Regions from separate parts of the Mus musculus genome. Here region 1 is linked to region 2. The links are chromatin loops, found by intact Hi-C in ENCODE. Cell type or tissue: gastrocnemius. All regions are shown on one strand. Each heading gives the region's core, and the rest is flanking DNA. Links, peaks and the distances in the headings are about the cores only.

Region 1 (8,222 bases), core at 1,409-6,408, 360 kb after region 2:
GAGAGACTTATGGAAGAGCTGGGGGAAGGTTTGGGGGACCCAAAGAGGACAGGGACTCCACAGGAAGACCAGCAGAGTTAACAAACCTAGACACATATTCAACAGATCTGCAGCTTGGTTTTCATGCTGGTTCCCCAACAATTCGAGCAGGGGCTGTTCCGGAAGCTCTTGCCTGCTGTGGATCCTGTTCCCCTAATGGGGCTGTCTTGTCTGGTATTAGTGGGAGAGGATATGCCTAGTCCTGCAAGGACTTGATGTGAGGGGAAGGAGGGAGGGAGAGAGGGTGGGTGAGGGTGGGAGTAATGGAGGGGGGCTTCCCTTCTCAAAGGAGGAGAGAGGGGAATGTGGGGAGGATCTGTGTGAGAGAGCACTGGGAGGAGAGCTGGGGCTGATATTGAGATGTAAGGTGAATAAATAAATTTTAAAATATTTTAAAAGTAAAGAAAAATAATAAAGTTAATAGAACTAGAAAAAATATTGTGAATCACCATGGCTGATGGGTTAGCTTTAATAGTCACCAATATCTCAATGGTCACTTGACTCTTCAGCTGGGAGGGGTGCTGATTTAACCAGTCTCTGATCACTGGCCTATTTCACGATGTGCATGACCACCATAAATAAAATAAAACACTGCACCACGTGTTCTTTTCATAAGTCCTTGGTATCACTGATGCATGTTCTTTGGAGCCACAATCTGCATGCTTGTTGATGCTCTTCTTCTACAACGCTGAACGGCTCTGCAGAAAAGTTGCTCCAAGTAATTCTTCTAACACCGCTGTCCAGGAGGGTCGAGTTCTTTTTTATTTCTTTCAAAGTATTTACTTTCTAGTTCTTTTTACAACCCACTTGTTTAATAGTTTAATAGATGCACCTCACTGTTCTTTCCAATGATATCTTATAACTACAGAAGACACGGACACACATGGAATTTTAACACATTTGCCCTTATGTAAACTGGCCACTTCTGATAATTTTAGTGGTTTGTTTGTTTTTCTTTCTTCCTTTTTTAAAAAAGATTTATTTATTTATTTTATGTACACCATTGCTCTTTTCAGACACACCAGAAGAGGGCATCAGATCTCATTACAGATAGTTGTGAGTCACCATGTGGTTGCGGGAATTGAACTCAAGACCTCTGGAAGAGCAATTGGTGCTCTTAACCACTGAGCCATCTCTCCAGTCCCCTCTTTCTTTCTTTCTTTCTTTCTTTCTTTCTTTCTTTCTTTCTTTCTTTCTTTCTTTCTTTCTTTCTTTCTTTCTTTCTTAACTCTTACTGCTTTGTAGGAAATATTTCTATATATAAAGTATCAAGTGTCTAATAGTCCTGGCCACATGGGAAGTCACGACAGGAGGTAGAAACATGAGTTCACAAGCTTGAATCAAGCTGGGCAATGCAGTGCGACCCTGTCTCAAGAAACAGGAAGAGGGAGAAAAAAATGCTGTATAGAGGTGAAACTTTAGGGAAGAGACTAGGCTAAGCCATTAGGCTGAAATCTCCATAGTCTGTGACTGGTTTTTAAGGCCTTTTGAGGAAAGAGACCAAGGAGCCCAAGTGCAGCATTTTTCTAACGAGTGTGTAATAACACACAACTTGTCACATCACCTGTAAGGTCTGGAAGTCACAGAAAATTCCAGATTGAAAGAATTCTGCTCACTGATAATCTTTTAAAAGTAAACTTATAGTTAGACAATGCACACAGATATAAAATGTGCCTTAAACATTCTCTCACTGTGTCAGGTTGTTTCATATAAGGGCTTTTGAATATATTTCTTCATGATTCCTTTTTAATATTTTATGCTCCTTTATTATGTTTAATTCCCAAAGAAAGGAGTTACAGAGACAAAGTTCGGAGCAAAGACTGAAGGAATGACCATCCAGAAACTGCCCCACCTGGGGATCCATCTCATAAACAACCACCAAACCCAAACACTATTGCAGATGCCAACAAGAACTTGCTGACAGGAGCCTGATATAGCTGTCGCCTGAGAGGCTCTGCCAGTACCTGACTAATACAGGGTCCCCTATAAAGGAGCAAGAGAAAGTACCCAAGGAGCTGAAGGGGTTTGCAGCCCCCTAGGAGGAACAGCAATATGAACTAACCAGTAGCCCCAGATCTCCCTGGGACTAAACCACCAATCAAAGAAAACACATGGAGAGACTCATGGCTCTACCTGCATATGTAGCAGAGAATGGCCTAGTTGGTCATCAATGGAAGAAGAGGCCCTTGGTCCTGTGAAGGTTCTATGCCCCAGTATAGGGGAATGCCTGGGCCAGGAATTGGAAGTAGTTGGGTTGGTGAGCAGGGGGAGAGGGGAGAGGATAGGGGATTTTCAGAGGAGAAACTAGGAAAGGGGATAACATTTAAAATATAAATAAAGAAAATATCTAATAAAAAAAAGAACAAAAAAAAAAGAAAGAAAGAAAATAAGAAAAACAGAAAAAAATTCCCAAACATTTAAAATATAAAAAAAGAAAATATCTAATTAAAAAAGAACAAAAAAAAGAAAGAAAGAAAGAAAGAAAATAAGAAAAACAGAAAAAAAAATTCCCAAAGAATATTTTGTGTGTTTTGAAACAATTTAGTATTCAACATTAGATATAGGATCCTCTGTTATGGGTAGTATTAAATGTTCATTAATGATATTTTTAGGATGTAAAAGGATATGAATATAAAAGTTTAACAAATTTTATGTATTATTTGATTCTCAAAATATTCAATATTATTAATATGTTTAATGTTTAAATGCATTTAAATAATAAAAAATTTTAAGAGAGAAAAGAGTGTTTGGAACTGCAAGCAGGTGGGTCTGCAGAGAGGCCCATGGAACAAGACCCAGAGGCAAATTGAGGGAACTAGGGCAGACTTCAGAATCCAAACACATGAGTTCAAACCTCACCTTTGTCTTTGCTTTGTGGTTGGACTTTGGGAAATTGGCTGCTTCTCTGGACTGTGGCTTCTCTCTGTGTAAAGTAACATATATATCATTATCACATAGGGCTGCTGAGGGTGATATAAGTTATTTAGTATATTAGGTGCTCACATGCCACGGTCAAAGTCAAGTTTTAGTAGTTGGTCCTCTCCTTCCACCTAGTGAATGTTGAGGTCAAACTCAGGTTATGAGGCTTGGTGTGCAGGGTTTCTTTGCTCACCAAACAGTCTCTCTAACCTAAATTAATATAGGTCATGTTAAAGGATGCATAGGGGTCAAATGATCACTTATATTTCAAAGATAAATTGAGTTACAGGGGTGTATTTTCACAAAACACGAGTTTGACTGAGTAATAACTGAAGAATTCTTACCAGAGGACCTCAGTGAAAAAACCCCAAAGAGCTGGAGAAACAGCAAGGCACAACCGGTCTCTGCTGCCCCCTAGTGGGAACCACTCAGATTTCAAATCGATTCCTCAAATGGGAAGGCTATCCTGAGAGCAAAGGACTGTCTTGTTTTTTCAGGACTATACAGAAGAGACTCTAGCCTTCTTTTCTCTTCTTCTCTTCTCTTCTCTTCTCTTCTCTTCTCTTCTCTTCTCTTCTCTTCTCTTCTCTTCTCTTCTCTTCTCTTCTCTTCTCTTCTCTTCTCTTCTCTGCTTTCCTTTCCTTTCTTTCCTTCTCTCTCTCTCTCTCTCTCTCTCTCTCTCTCTCTCTCTCTTGAAATGAGATTTCAAATGGCCTTGACCCCACAATTCTATGGTTTCAGACTCTCAAGCGCATGGACGTCAGGTGTGCTCCACCTCCTCTGATTGAGTCTTGAGAAGGTGACGAGGCACTCACTACCCGTTAACATCACCGGGCAGGTCCCTTTCTGCCTCAACCCACTACCCTGTAAATAAGCTGCCACATCTTACCTGCAGAGCTGTTGTGAGAATGCGCATTATCTCTAAAAACCTAGCTATGCTCGCTGCTGTGCACCGCTCTACAACAGAACTTCTGGAAAGCTGACTCAGCATTCCCAGTTCTTCAGGGCCTTTTCCTCTCAGATGCTGCACAGTCTGATAATAGGAAGATAATAAAACCAGGTTTTAATCGGGATCTCTTGCAACAGAAGAGCGTTCTGAGCACTGGAATTTATAGCTGAGGCAGGGTAGAGTCGGGGGATGAAGACAGCAGATAGCAGATACTGCCAAGTGTGAGGGGGTCCTGGCCAAACTGGCTCACTGGGTCCTTGCTAAAACATCATGTCAGAAGTGGTAAGGAGTGAAAACATCAGACATTCTATCTCTCTTGTTTCTCTTCACTGTGACAGAATGCAGGACATAAAACAGTTTAAGCAGTTTGTCTTCCTCAGAGCTTCAAGCCCTTATTGCTTGGTCCCATGCACTAAGGCACAGTGCTGCGGCAGTATAAGCAAGTGAAGAAAGCTGTTCGTAGGAACGGAACCAGAGAGGAAGGGGTTGGGGACCAGAGAGAGCCTTCAAAGGCACGCCTCTAAGTGAGCTTCCTCCAACTGGACCCCATCTTCTAAATTTTCCAGAACATTCCAAATATTTCCAAAATAGTGCTACCAGCTGGGGACTATGCTTTAACACACAACCGAAGAGACACTTCACATTTGACCCATATCTATATGAAGTGTGATATCAAGGGTATGGGATGCGAGGAGAACTGACTTGACAGGATTCTTGCCAAACTGGGAGATATAAGTTTGCCATAGATGAATGCTAAGGGCTGGGGCCTAGTGGGCTTGAAGGAGCCTGACTTATGTTTGATCAAGGAGGTGAATCTCTTTCAGATTCCATCAGAAAGGATTTAAATCTTCCAAACCTTCCATACTCCTCATGGGGTCCTATTTTACCATCAGGTCTCACAGTCAAGAGCTGATGCCTGAGTACAAGAAGGACTATGCACATTGCATCATGCCAGAGAAAAGAAAGGTCCCCTGCTTCCTGCAAACCTCCAGTCAGAAGCCAACCATGGTGATCCACACCTATAACCCCAGCATTTGGGGGGGGCGAGGCCAGGGGATTTCAAGTTCAAACCCAGCCTGGATTACACAGCGATGTCTGGTCTCGGGGCTGGAGAGATGGCTCAGCAATTAAGAGCACTGACTGCTCTTCTGAAGGTCCTGAGTTCAAATCCCAGCAACCACATGGTGGTTCACAACCAATTGCAATGAGATCTTGATGGCTTCTTCTGGTGTGTGTGAAGACAGCTACAGTGTAGTTAGATATAATAATAAATAAATCTAAAAAAAAGAGAAAGACAAAGCAATGTCTAGTCTCAAAAACAAAATCAAACTTGAGTCATAAACCAGTTTAACAAGAATCCCTCTTCCTTGATAGATAATCAAATCCCTCTTAACCATTGCTGCTCAAAGCTGTACACTCTGCCCTTGGCTATAAACCTCCAGCTGTCTTCACTGCATTCTCAAGTGAGCCCTTTCTCTCATCACAGGGTCAGTAAAGGCTCTCTCCCTCTCCCTCTCCTCTCCCTCTCCCTCTCCCTCTCCCTCTCCCTCTCCCTCTCCCTCTCCCTCTCCCTCTCCCTCTCCCTCTCCCTCTCCCTCTGCCTCTCCCTCTCCCTCTGCCTCTCCCTCCCTCTCTCCCTCTCTCTCTCCCCCCCCTCCTCTCCTCTCCCCCTCCTCTCCTCTCCCCTACCCTACCCTACCCTCCCTTCCCCCCTCCCCTCCCCTCCCCTCTTTTCTTTTCTTTTCTTTTCTTTTCTTTCTTTTCTTTTCTTTTCTTTTCTTTCTTTTCTTTTCTTTTCTTTTCTTTTCTTGAGACAGAGCTCAGATACTGTCATTTGGCTTTGAAATCTCTGAGCAGCTGAAGATGACCTTAAACTTTCTGTCTCTACTTCCTGCATGCTGGGATTATAAGCATGTGACACCACTCCTTCTACAGTGCTAGGGCTCAAACCCAGAGCTCTGTGCATGATAATTACTTTTCTGTTGCTGCAAGAAAACAGCAGGAACAAGGCAATGTATAGAAGAAAGAGTTTATTTGCCTTACAGTTCCAAAGGGTTAATAGTCTGTGGGGATGGAGTGGAGGAAGCAGGTGGCAGGTGGCTGGAGCAACAGCAGAGTTCACATCTTGAACCACAAACAGGAAGCAGAGAGAATGTACTACAAATGGCGTACGGCTTTTGAAACCTTGGAGCCTGATTCCAGTGATGGGCTTCCTCCAGCAAGGCCACATCTCCTGAACCTACTCAGTGCCACCAGCTGAACCAATATTCAAATACCCAAATATAAGGGAATCTCATTCAGATCATTGTAACGTTGACTTTTTCAAGGCTTACTTTCAATGATGGTTCTTGGATGCTCTAACTTCCCTTTTAGCCCACCACCCAGCAGAGGTAGTGAAAAAGAAAGGATGGGTAGAGGAAGTGGACCTGTTTAGAAAAGGTTCTTTGGAGCAACCCCCATCTGTGTTGTCTGGAAATCAGTGGTTCACAGGTCAGCAGTGGCAGCTTGATCTACTCACAAGCACTTCACAGATAGACCAGCGGTCCAGTTTGGTAGAGTTGGGATACCAAACATAAATAAGCAGCAGTGGCATTACCTTGCAGAGATAGCCAGGCCTCAGACTTGGCACAAGTCAGCCAGATGGACCAGGGAGTAAGGCCAGGAAAAGTTCTCCACTGTGCCTCTCTCAGCAAAGTGAAGCTCAGTGAAGACTCAAGACCAACAAGAGTTGTTCAGCTAGCTCTATAAGCAAGCCAAGCTCAGCCTCCATCACTGTCAAGTCCTTTTTATACTCCTGCCAAACATCTTGTGTCCTCCACTGGTCTTGCCTCAGTATATAAATCTGTCTCAGCTGACATCACTCTGCCAATCAGCCAGAGTCTGAGGAAACAGCAAGAAACTGCAGCATACCACCACAAGTGTTTTTGGTGCATTTCTCTTTATGGAGTCCTGACAAATAGAGCTCAACCATGCAATGTAAGATGGACCAATTCATGCATGCTGTTAGCAATGTTAGCTAGCCTAGTTTACAAAGTAAGCTCCAGGTTAGCCAAAGCTAATCCCCTGCCTCAAAAACAAAACTACAAGCTGGGCGGTGGTGGCGCACGCACTTGGGAGGCAGAGGCAGGTGGATTTCTGAGTTCGAGGACAGCCTGGTCTACAGAGTGAGTTCCAAGACAGCCAGAACTATGCAGAGAAACCCTGTCTCGAAAAAGCCAAAAAACCAAACCAAACCAAAACAAAACAAAAAACCAAAACAACCCCCACCAAAAACAAAAATATAGGCGTATAATGAGATTCTGTCTGAAAACAAACAACCTCCCCACAAACACACACACACACACACACACACACACACACACCCAAGAATAGAGGAAGAAAGATAAAAGTAAATTATTTCATAGGAAAGACTGGTTTTTAAAATTAAAAATTGTATTTTGTTCTTTTTGTTTCTTTGGGGGTTTTGTTTGTTTGTTTGTTTGTTGTTTTTGTTTTTGTTTTTGTGACACAGTTTCTTTGTGTAACTGGAACTCAGGTTGTAGACTAGGCTAGCCTCAAACTCACAATGATCTTGCCTGCTTCTGTCTCTAGAGCACTGAGTTAAAGGGTATGTGCCACCACACCCAGCTATAAATATTTTTTTACATTTACTGTGTGGTGAAGGGAGCGTGTGCATGCATCGTGGCAGGCATGTGAAAACAGAGGCTGGCAGGAGTCCGTTCTTTCTTTCCATCAGGTAGGTTCTAGGGATCAAATCTAGGTGGTTTGGTTGGCAGCAACACAGTGGACAGGAAATCTCACTCATTAAGGCTTACAAGTTAAGTTAACATTGTTGCCTGGCACATAAGTGATCAATAACTATGTGGGGATTTTTGTTTTTACTGAGTTGACAATATGGCCTGATCCTGCTGATCACCTGGATTTATGGGTCCACTCTGTAGAAATCAGAAATGCAAAAACTTCTCCAAACCTGCCCTTGTAGATCTTGAACTCTTAGAATGTAATGGCAACATCCAACCCAGGCCAGGCTAGAAGCCTGCCCAACAAAAGTCTCTGGGCCTTCCATAGCTGACCAGTCACAACTGAGCTATTGAATCAGTCCCTGGCTGAGGAGGATTGACTGGCCAACCCCACATGAGGACACCCCAGGGGTCAGGTGTTCATCTCTGGTCTCCACGACCATCCAGCAAATGCATCCCGACCAAGGCTGGCAGGATGGCTGGAACCTTGGGCTGCAGCACAAGTTCTATAAAGGGACAGACAGGTGAATGCTTTGGGGTATCCACCCGAGATTACTCAGACCTAAGTTTAAGAC
Region 2 (8,222 bases), core at 1,095-6,094:
CTTATCTTGTTCTTGGGGACAGTCACATCTGGGCAAGGTCTGTTAGTCGTTCCGGTAGCTTCTCCATCTTCCACTTCTTTCTCTTTGGTGAGACCAATACCTGGATGCTTCCAGCCGCCAGTGGGCTGGTCTCTTTACGTACTTTTGTGTAAGTGAACAGAGAAAAAAAAAGCTATCCCCAGAGAGATAAGCTTGTAATTTGGACATAAAATCACAGTTCTTGTCCCTCTTTGCTACTCACTAGAGCTGTAGGATCTTAAAGAACTTAATTAATCTTTGCATCCTGGTAATGTCATCAGTAAATAGTGAAGCCACCTTTCCAGGTGTCCATGAAAGTACGCTGGGAGCCACACTGGAACATGAAAGTAGTGGCAGATCGATACATTCAAATAAATAATGCATACAGACTTACCCTTTTATTTCACCTCCTTCCTGAGAGTTTATTGAATCCACTTTACAATGTCAAACAGAGGTTAAAATTTTTATGTGAATTAAGTCCATCTAAGAAATAAGTTTATGATGCATTATAGCTGTGCACCTTGCACTTAGCCCCGGATCATCCTAATGCCCAAGGGGAAAAGAAGGAAGGAAGGAAGGAAGGAAGGAAGGAAGGAAGGAAGGAAGGAAGGAAGGCAACTCTTATGTTGTTGGTACTGCTCTGTGCCAGGCACTGTTTGCGTATGGGTGCCCACCATCTGATTTGTAGCCACTAAATTAGAAACACTGACTATTACTGGTCTCACATGGCATGACAGAGTGACCCCAGAGCAGAAGCAGATGAAAGTATGAGCCTAGCTGCTACCTGTCACTCTTACTCTCATGCCCCTCCCCCTTACTGCCGTTGGCTGCAGCAGCACCCCATTCTGTGGTCTTGCTGACCTGTTCAGCAGCCGGCCACACTGTCTGGCTGCTCTCTCTTCCTCCTCCTTCTGACTCCCTTGTCTAAATGTTTTTGCAGGTGGTTAAGCTGAAGGGCCAAGTGCTGTCGGTCATGTATCGGTTCCGCACCAAGAACCGGGAGTGGCTGTTGATCCGTACCAGCAGCTTCACCTTCCAGAACCCCTACTCTGATGAGATCGAGTACGTCATCTGCACCAACACCAATGTCAAGTACGTGCACAGCCCTCTCTTCTGCTGATTATTCACATATGAGTGAGCTGGTTTGCTTGAGGCTCCTTTCTCCCCATAGGATCTAGCTGCAACCCAAAACCCCTATGGGGTGAAGGGGCAAGAAAATGGGAGACTCTGGGTTTCCTTTACTGTGGTGTGCATCCCTTCCATGTTCAGATCAGGTTACCACAGCCTCCATTCCATTCTTTTCTTCTTGACATTAAGCCAAGCAGAGAAGTATCTGCTTCTACATCCTATTGTGGTAAACACTGTGCCTGGTCTCCTGTCCTGCTGAAGCTAGTGAGTGGAAGTGGAGTGGGCTTCATGAAGCTCAGGCCAAGGTCAAGCAGCATGTTGTAGCAGCAGCACCTAAGCTTGGAAGCATCCCTCCCTGCTCCCAGCCCGGGACCCCTGCCTTTTGTGTACCTTTCATATCCAGGGAGCTGACAGGTAAATCTGAGCTCTCGTTTTGGCCATACCAGTTTGTGGTATTGTGTAAGTCACTTCCTCTCTTACCCGTCACTTCATGGGATGCTAAGCTGTGTCAGAGAGAGGCAGCTCCACTCAGCCACACATCCACATGAGGAAACAGCTATCATTCTGTGAGTTGCTAAGCCTGATGCCGTGGATTGGGGGCAGTGGTGCCTTTGTGATTTACAATATCACACACTTATGGTATTGTATCATGTGTAACCCTGGTGTGAGCTAAGGGATATTCGTACCCTGCAAAGAACCAACACATGCAAACATGTGGGCACACAGGTGTTCCAGTGAGTTAAAGCACGTAAAAGCTATGCCTGGGGTGACAGAGTGTGGAATGAGACAGGCATACTAAAGACTGCCCTTGTGTCTGCTGTTTATGGTCACTGGAATTCCCAATCTCCATTCCTCTGGTCCAGTCAAGGCTGGTCCTGAAACCCATGGCCTTCTTTTCCCCATCTCTTGACACCAGGGGATCCTTCTAAGAACCTGCCACGTCCCTCTGTCAGAGCCTCCCTTCCAACCTGGCCTCGCTGAGCCGCTGCTCCCATTCAGCTTGTCCCGGTCCCTTGAAGCCTGGCTTTTGCACTAGTCCAACAGCTTTGAGCACGCCATCTGGGACGCATAATCTCTTGCTCCCTGATGCTTCTCCATCAGCCCTTCTGGGCTAGCTCTCCTTCTAAACATCTTCCCCCTCTGTGTACTTGGTACAACTGGATTCGTCTTCTACCCCATCTGCTGGTCAAACTGTAAATGGAGCCAAATAAATAGGAGAAGCCACAGATCCAGATGGGCAAAAAGATGATCCTGTCTCATCCAGAGGTTTCACTCAAATTGAGGGTGTTCCATTTTTCCTTGTCAGTCCCACAATGTGGAGGAGGGGTGCTCTTTACCCAGGGACCAAAGACATGCCCATGAGTGACACACCCATATCTGATGCTAGGTCTGATGAAAATAAGGAAGATTGGGAAATGAGAGTAGAGCCAGATGCACGGGGCTAGGTAGGCCCTGGCTGCTGCTGTGTTCAAGGTATAGAGGGTGCTGAGCAGGCTTCTCAGGTGCCAGGCTCTTGCCAGAAGAAGACAATGCTAGCTAGCCTAACCTTCTTAGCACCTGTGCAAACCAGATCTCTACCCCTAGGCTTATCTCTCCCAATATGGCCTCACACCTGCCAATTCAGGCTGCCTAGCCAAGAAGTCACGGAAATAGAAAAACAAGCCAACTATTCAGAGTCCTGGACACTATTCTGGAATCTTCCCCCTTTGGATCCTAGGGAAAACTACTTCCTCTCTGGATCCTGCCTCCTTCTCTGCCCCTATCCCTCTTTGTTCCTTCTCAGTATGTGGTTGTGTACACAGGCCTGTGCTCAGCAAGGGCTCTGAGGCCGCTGGATTCCTGTGAGTGAGGCTGTTCTTGAGGGTGTAACTTAAGCTTCACTGTCAACCTTCCTAAATCTCCCTGTCACTAACTCCTCCCTATTGATGAACTACTTCTATAGCACGTCCAAGCCACCCTATCTACAGTAACAGTGCCCTGGCTGGGCACCCAGCAGCTTTGTAGATTTGGATGGGCAGAGCTGACTGAGGAGCCTTGTTGCGGATGGTTGGGGGCTTTTAAATCTTTCACCGTTGTTCTTTTCCAGTCTTCATTTACCTTCTGCCATCAGAGTCACATGTCTGGTCACAGCTAATGAAGCTGATGTCCCCTGTCCACCATGACTGGACATGGCCTAGGCCAGGCAAGATGCTTGCATTACTGTTCTTGCTTTAAGAGGGGACCCAGTCCCAGAAGCCCAAGGCTTGAGCTTCAAAACCATGAAAGCATGGGTAGAAGTAGGCAGGTGACAGTGGACAGATACAGAGGAAGAAGAAGACAAGACAGGACCCCCCCCCCAGAGCCTAGGGAACACCCCCAGGAGGCAGCCCTGACAAGGGGGAGGCATAGAAGCAAAGTCACCCTCCTCTGCAAGCCAGCCAGGCTGACTGGGTTGGCTTTCTGAAAGCCAGACAGTGATGAGACAGAAAAGCATTTTGTTCAGAGGTGGGCTATTCTGCTGTCTCAGGTCAGTCGTTCTCAGCATCTCCTGGAAGTTGTGTGAATCAGAAAGCCCCTGGGGCACCTGCAGCAGCGGCAGTAGCAACACATGTCAGTTTTCTAAACCAGGTGTTCAGTGGCAAGGATGAAAAGCTTGCTCTGGACGGTAGAGGGCGGTGCTGACCAAGCATGTGAGCAGACAAGAGCATTCTTGAGTTTTGTCAGCTAGGCCAGCAGTAGGCCAGCTAGTTAGGAAAGCTCCTCCCATGCCCTGTGCTTGGGGGGAGGAGTGAGGAGTTGCTTGCTCGGTAGCCTTCAGCTAAGAGCATCCAAAAGCAACTTCCTGAAGGAGTTAAGCAAGCATTGGGTGTTTAGCATTTGTGCTAAACTGCTGAAAAGGCTCTTTGTCACCTCTGACTTCTTCCTGTTCCTTCCACACAGATGGAAGCCCAGAAAAACAGACTGATGCAACACACAGGGTGCACTTCACTGAGGAGGTCAGGTCTTGGTGTTTGGGATTTGATACTCTGAGAAACCAGTCATGTCCGTCTTTCCACATTCGCCCATCCTAGCTCCTGGACATTCACTTCCCATCTCTCTTCTGGAGAGTGACATGCAATTATCCTTAGGCCAAGCCTCTGCTATTAAAATAGCACTAGTCTGAGGTTGTCTCGGGTTCTCATGACACAAGCTCCTGATGTGTGCATACAGCCATAGCTACATGTGTGCACTCATATGTATGTGCATGGAGGGCTAAAGATGCATGTGTCCCTGTGATGGTAGGTGTATGTGTGCATACATGTATGCACGTGTACATGCATACACATATGTGTGAGTACAAACATGGATTCTTAAAGCCCAACTGGTCAATGATCACATATACCCCATGGTCGTTAGTAGGAGTTACCTGCTTGATAGTAGGTGGAAAGTGAAGAGAAGGGGTGGATGCAAAAGGAGGCAGAAGGTTGTACAGCCAGGAGGCAGCAGCCTTCAGTGAGGGCTGGACACAAAGAAACCATTCTGTTCTGTCTTTTTGAGAGCCAGGCAGCAACTTCCAGTCAAGATGAGACGAGACCCCTCCAATGACGGGCTCCAAACCCAGGGAGCCTCTTAGTCCTTTCTTTTCCTGCCCCTCAGAGGAGAACCAGAACTGAAGGTTATGCCCAGAACTCTAGCACGCTTCCCCCTCTGCCCCGGTGGAGGTCCTGGTGTAATGTGACTTAAACAGTTAATAACTAATGCTTGAAATTAATACACCAACAGTTACTTTTTAACCAGCTATTACCCAAATAAAGAACACAGAGACCTTTAGAATGATAATAAGCCTTAAAGCACCGGAGCTGGGCAGATATCAACCCTCTAAGCTATTTTGTCTGTTCATGCCTTGAATCCCAATATATTGCTTGCCATATGCTTCATTTGCACTGTTCTTGCTTCATCGGGCTAGCCCTCATAGCCACATGCTCATGGTCCATATTAGCCCATGGTAAGACTTCCTTCTTCCTCCTCTCCTTGGTCTCCCTTATAGTCCCTACCTGAGACCCCCCCCCCCCCCGCCCCAAGCTCAGGAACCTTTGTCCTGCCTACCTCTCTTCTACCCAGCTACAGGCTGTCAGCAACTTTGATTAACCAATCAGAGATAATTTGGGTGCAAGACTTTCGAGACAAAAGCTGATGTACATAAAAAATTAATTCATCTTGGGGCAACAGAATTTACTGGCGTATGGAATTTAGCACTTGAATGCATAGCAGCACCAGACCAACCCCCAACATTTTGGTGACCTCTCAGGTGATGGTCACTTTCTTCCAGCCACTATTGAATCAACTTACAAGGCCAAAGAGATTTCTCTGAACATGATCACGTCAATGCCATGAGTCCAGAGTCTCCAGGAGCCTCTGGGACATGGAGGGTGTTTATTCTGGGCAGAGGAAAGAGGTCAGGCTCCACAGCCCTGCAGAGTTATATTTGAATCCGTTATATTTGCATTCTAGCTAGGAACACCACTTAAACTTGCTGAGCCTCATCTCCTTTATCTGATAATTGATAGCCATATATTGTAAAGATGTAAAATGCTGGCCAAGTACTGGTGATCAGTCTTCCATTCGGATATGAGCAGCCTGCCAGTGAGCCGTCATGCCTCCCTAAGATGCAGGGAACAGGAAACAGCAGATAATGGAGTACAAACAAGGAAGGACAGCGGTTCTTCTTTGACAGTAATGATTATATTGATTCTTTAAGAAAAAAAATTAAGAAAGGGTCTCATGCTGCCCAGGCTGGCCTTGAATATGAATATAACCTTGAACTACTGAATCTTTTGCCTCCACAACTCTGGTGCTGGGATTACAAGCACGGGCCACCATGGCTGCTTTTATGTGGTGCTGGGAATTGAGCCCATATCATTCATGCACTCTCCCAACTCTGCTAACCCTCTTTTTAAATTTTTTAAATCTATTATCATCATTATTATTATTATTATCATTATTGTTATTATTATTAATGCTCCAGTTTGCTTATATAAGAGGCTTACACTGCCTGGTGGGACAGCACACCCTTCTGATTCCATCCTTGCCTTTGTTCCTGTGCTCTTACACCACAGTAAAGTGTCAGGTCCATTGCGCCCCGGAACCTCAGTCTGCTCATCTGCCCTTCCCTGGAGACCCAGCCCCATCAGAGCAGGAATCTGTCCTGTTCTGAGTCATCAGAACAGGACTTGGGCATGGCTGTTTTCTTTGCCTCCACATAGTTCACTGAATAGACTTCTGGGTTTGATTCCAAAGCAGCTGCTCAGCAGGTCCTCCTACAGAGTCTCTTCACTGGGGTGTCTAGACCTTACCCTCTACCTTCTTTGTAATGTGAGTTACAGGCTTCACTGTTCCCTGAAAGCAATCCAGTCTCCCTACTTTAAAACTTGAAGCACCAGTTTTCTCTCTCAACGTTTTGTTTCCCCACACTCACTCCACCCCTAACTGAACATCCTGGTAGAGTAGGAGGAGCCTGGAAGAGTAGGAGGAGCCTGGAAGAGTAGGAGGAGCCTGGAAGAGTAGGAGGAGCCAAGCACCTTGGACTCAACCCTGAAGTGAGATCCTGCTCTGATGTAGCAGGACATCTCTGATCTAAACCTAGCTTTGAGCTCCAGCTTCTTGATATTGGATGTGGATAAAGTAACCACCATAAAAATTCAGTCTGAGGCATGAGTAAGAAGATGTGCACCCTCACGGCAGGTGCTTTGCTCAGTGCCGAACAGACTGCTTTCCTGAATTTTGTTTTTAAAAGAATTTTAGTACTGTATTTTTCCCCTGAATAAAACAAAGTCATTTGCTGAAGTCCTTGTTTGATCCAGGCATGATGGTGCCTGTCTATCCTCCTTCAACTAGAGAGCTAAGGCAGGAGGGTCAAGAGTTACAGGCCCATCCAGGGTGCATAGCAATACCCTGTCTCAGAAATAAAATCTGAAGGCTGAGATGGCTCAGTGGATAAAGCACAGAACAAGCAGGAGATCAGATCCTGAGTGTGGATCCCCAGTACCCATGCAAACAGCTTAGCCTAACCCTGGAGCTGCTAGGGTGGAGACAGAGGGATGCCTGGAGCTCACTGGCAAGCCAGTCTAGCCAATCGCTGAGCTGGAAGAATAAGATGGAAAACAAAAGAGGAGTAACTCCTGATGCCAGCCTCCAGACTTTCTCTACGTGCACGTATACCAGGATATGCACACATACTTTCCCTTACCTTTTCAACAGTTTGTGTAGAAGTCAAAACCTGAACTACAGGGGTCGGAGTAAAACAAAGTGGAAAGCCTTTTCTCGATCTGCAGAGCGTAGGCTACTTGGCTGTGAGGAGCAGAGCTTTCTCCCCGCCTCAGCCTCTCACCTTTCTGTTCCTTACACCTGTGTTGACTTCTTGTTTCACAGGCAACTTCAGCAACAGCAGGCAGAACTGGAGGTACATCAGCGAGATGGGCTGTCGTCATATGACTTATCTCAGGTGAATTTCTGGGAAATTCTTTTCTGATCGACACTCAGAGGACTGAGAACTAAACTCACCCCAGAACTTGACGCCCTCCCCACATCCACTCAGCTCCTTCCACACACTGGGTGCTAATGGTGCTCAACCCCTGCTCTCCTGCTGTGGTTCCTCCCTCCTGAAGTAAGCCACAGGGGCAGAGCATAGGTAGTGAGCAGATGGTGAGCTATGGTCAACCAGCACTGAGCATCTCTAAGGGACAGAAGGAAATCCCAGTGTGGGCCCCAGTCTCACAGACACAGAAGTCAGCGAAAGCAGGCTCTGGATGTAGGTTCTCTGGCTCCTTAGCCATCTCTCTCATCTTTGCCCCATGCCTTTTCTGATTTAATGTGTCTCTTTCTGTCATGCTGTGTCCTTTCCTTCTCTCATCTCTGCTGGTCCCTCTTCTCTCCTCTCTTTGTCCATGCTTCTGACAGCTGACCATCAGAAAAATTGACATAGCTTAATTGACAGGGTCTCTGAACTTCTTCCCAAACAAAGCTTTAGGTTCTCTTCCCAATGTTTACCCAAGGTTGCTTCTTTTTCATTTATCCCCAAGAAAGTTGTCACTGTAACTAACTGTGGCAATATTCCTGTA

The links. Peaks named below come from ENCODE experiments on the same cell type or tissue, not always from the same donor. Only the 100,000 strongest peaks of a DNase experiment are listed, where the experiment ranks them.
Region 1: a loop joins it to region 2, with 14 times the contacts of the local background. A loop is called at or near these places in 38 of 42 quality-filtered maps.

Annotation. Positions count from the first base shown.
Region 1 is chr7:83,909,917-83,918,138 of GRCm38, reverse strand. No RefSeq gene overlaps it. Among named protein-coding and RNA genes, the nearest start is that of Mesd, 22 kb to the right of the region's middle. In gastrocnemius, for the core only: a CTCF peak has its summit at 3,369 (motif pointing left); a DNase peak (open chromatin) is centred at 3,371.
Region 2 is chr7:84,268,223-84,276,444 of GRCm38, reverse strand. It overlaps Arnt2 (aryl hydrocarbon receptor nuclear translocator 2), which reads left to right. Exons shown (of 19, transcript NM_007488.3): 12 at 959-1,110; 13 at 7,534-7,606. Among named protein-coding and RNA genes, the nearest start is that of Gm26708, 39 kb to the right of the region's middle. In gastrocnemius, for the core only: a CTCF peak has its summit at 2,335; a DNase peak (open chromatin) is centred at 3,822.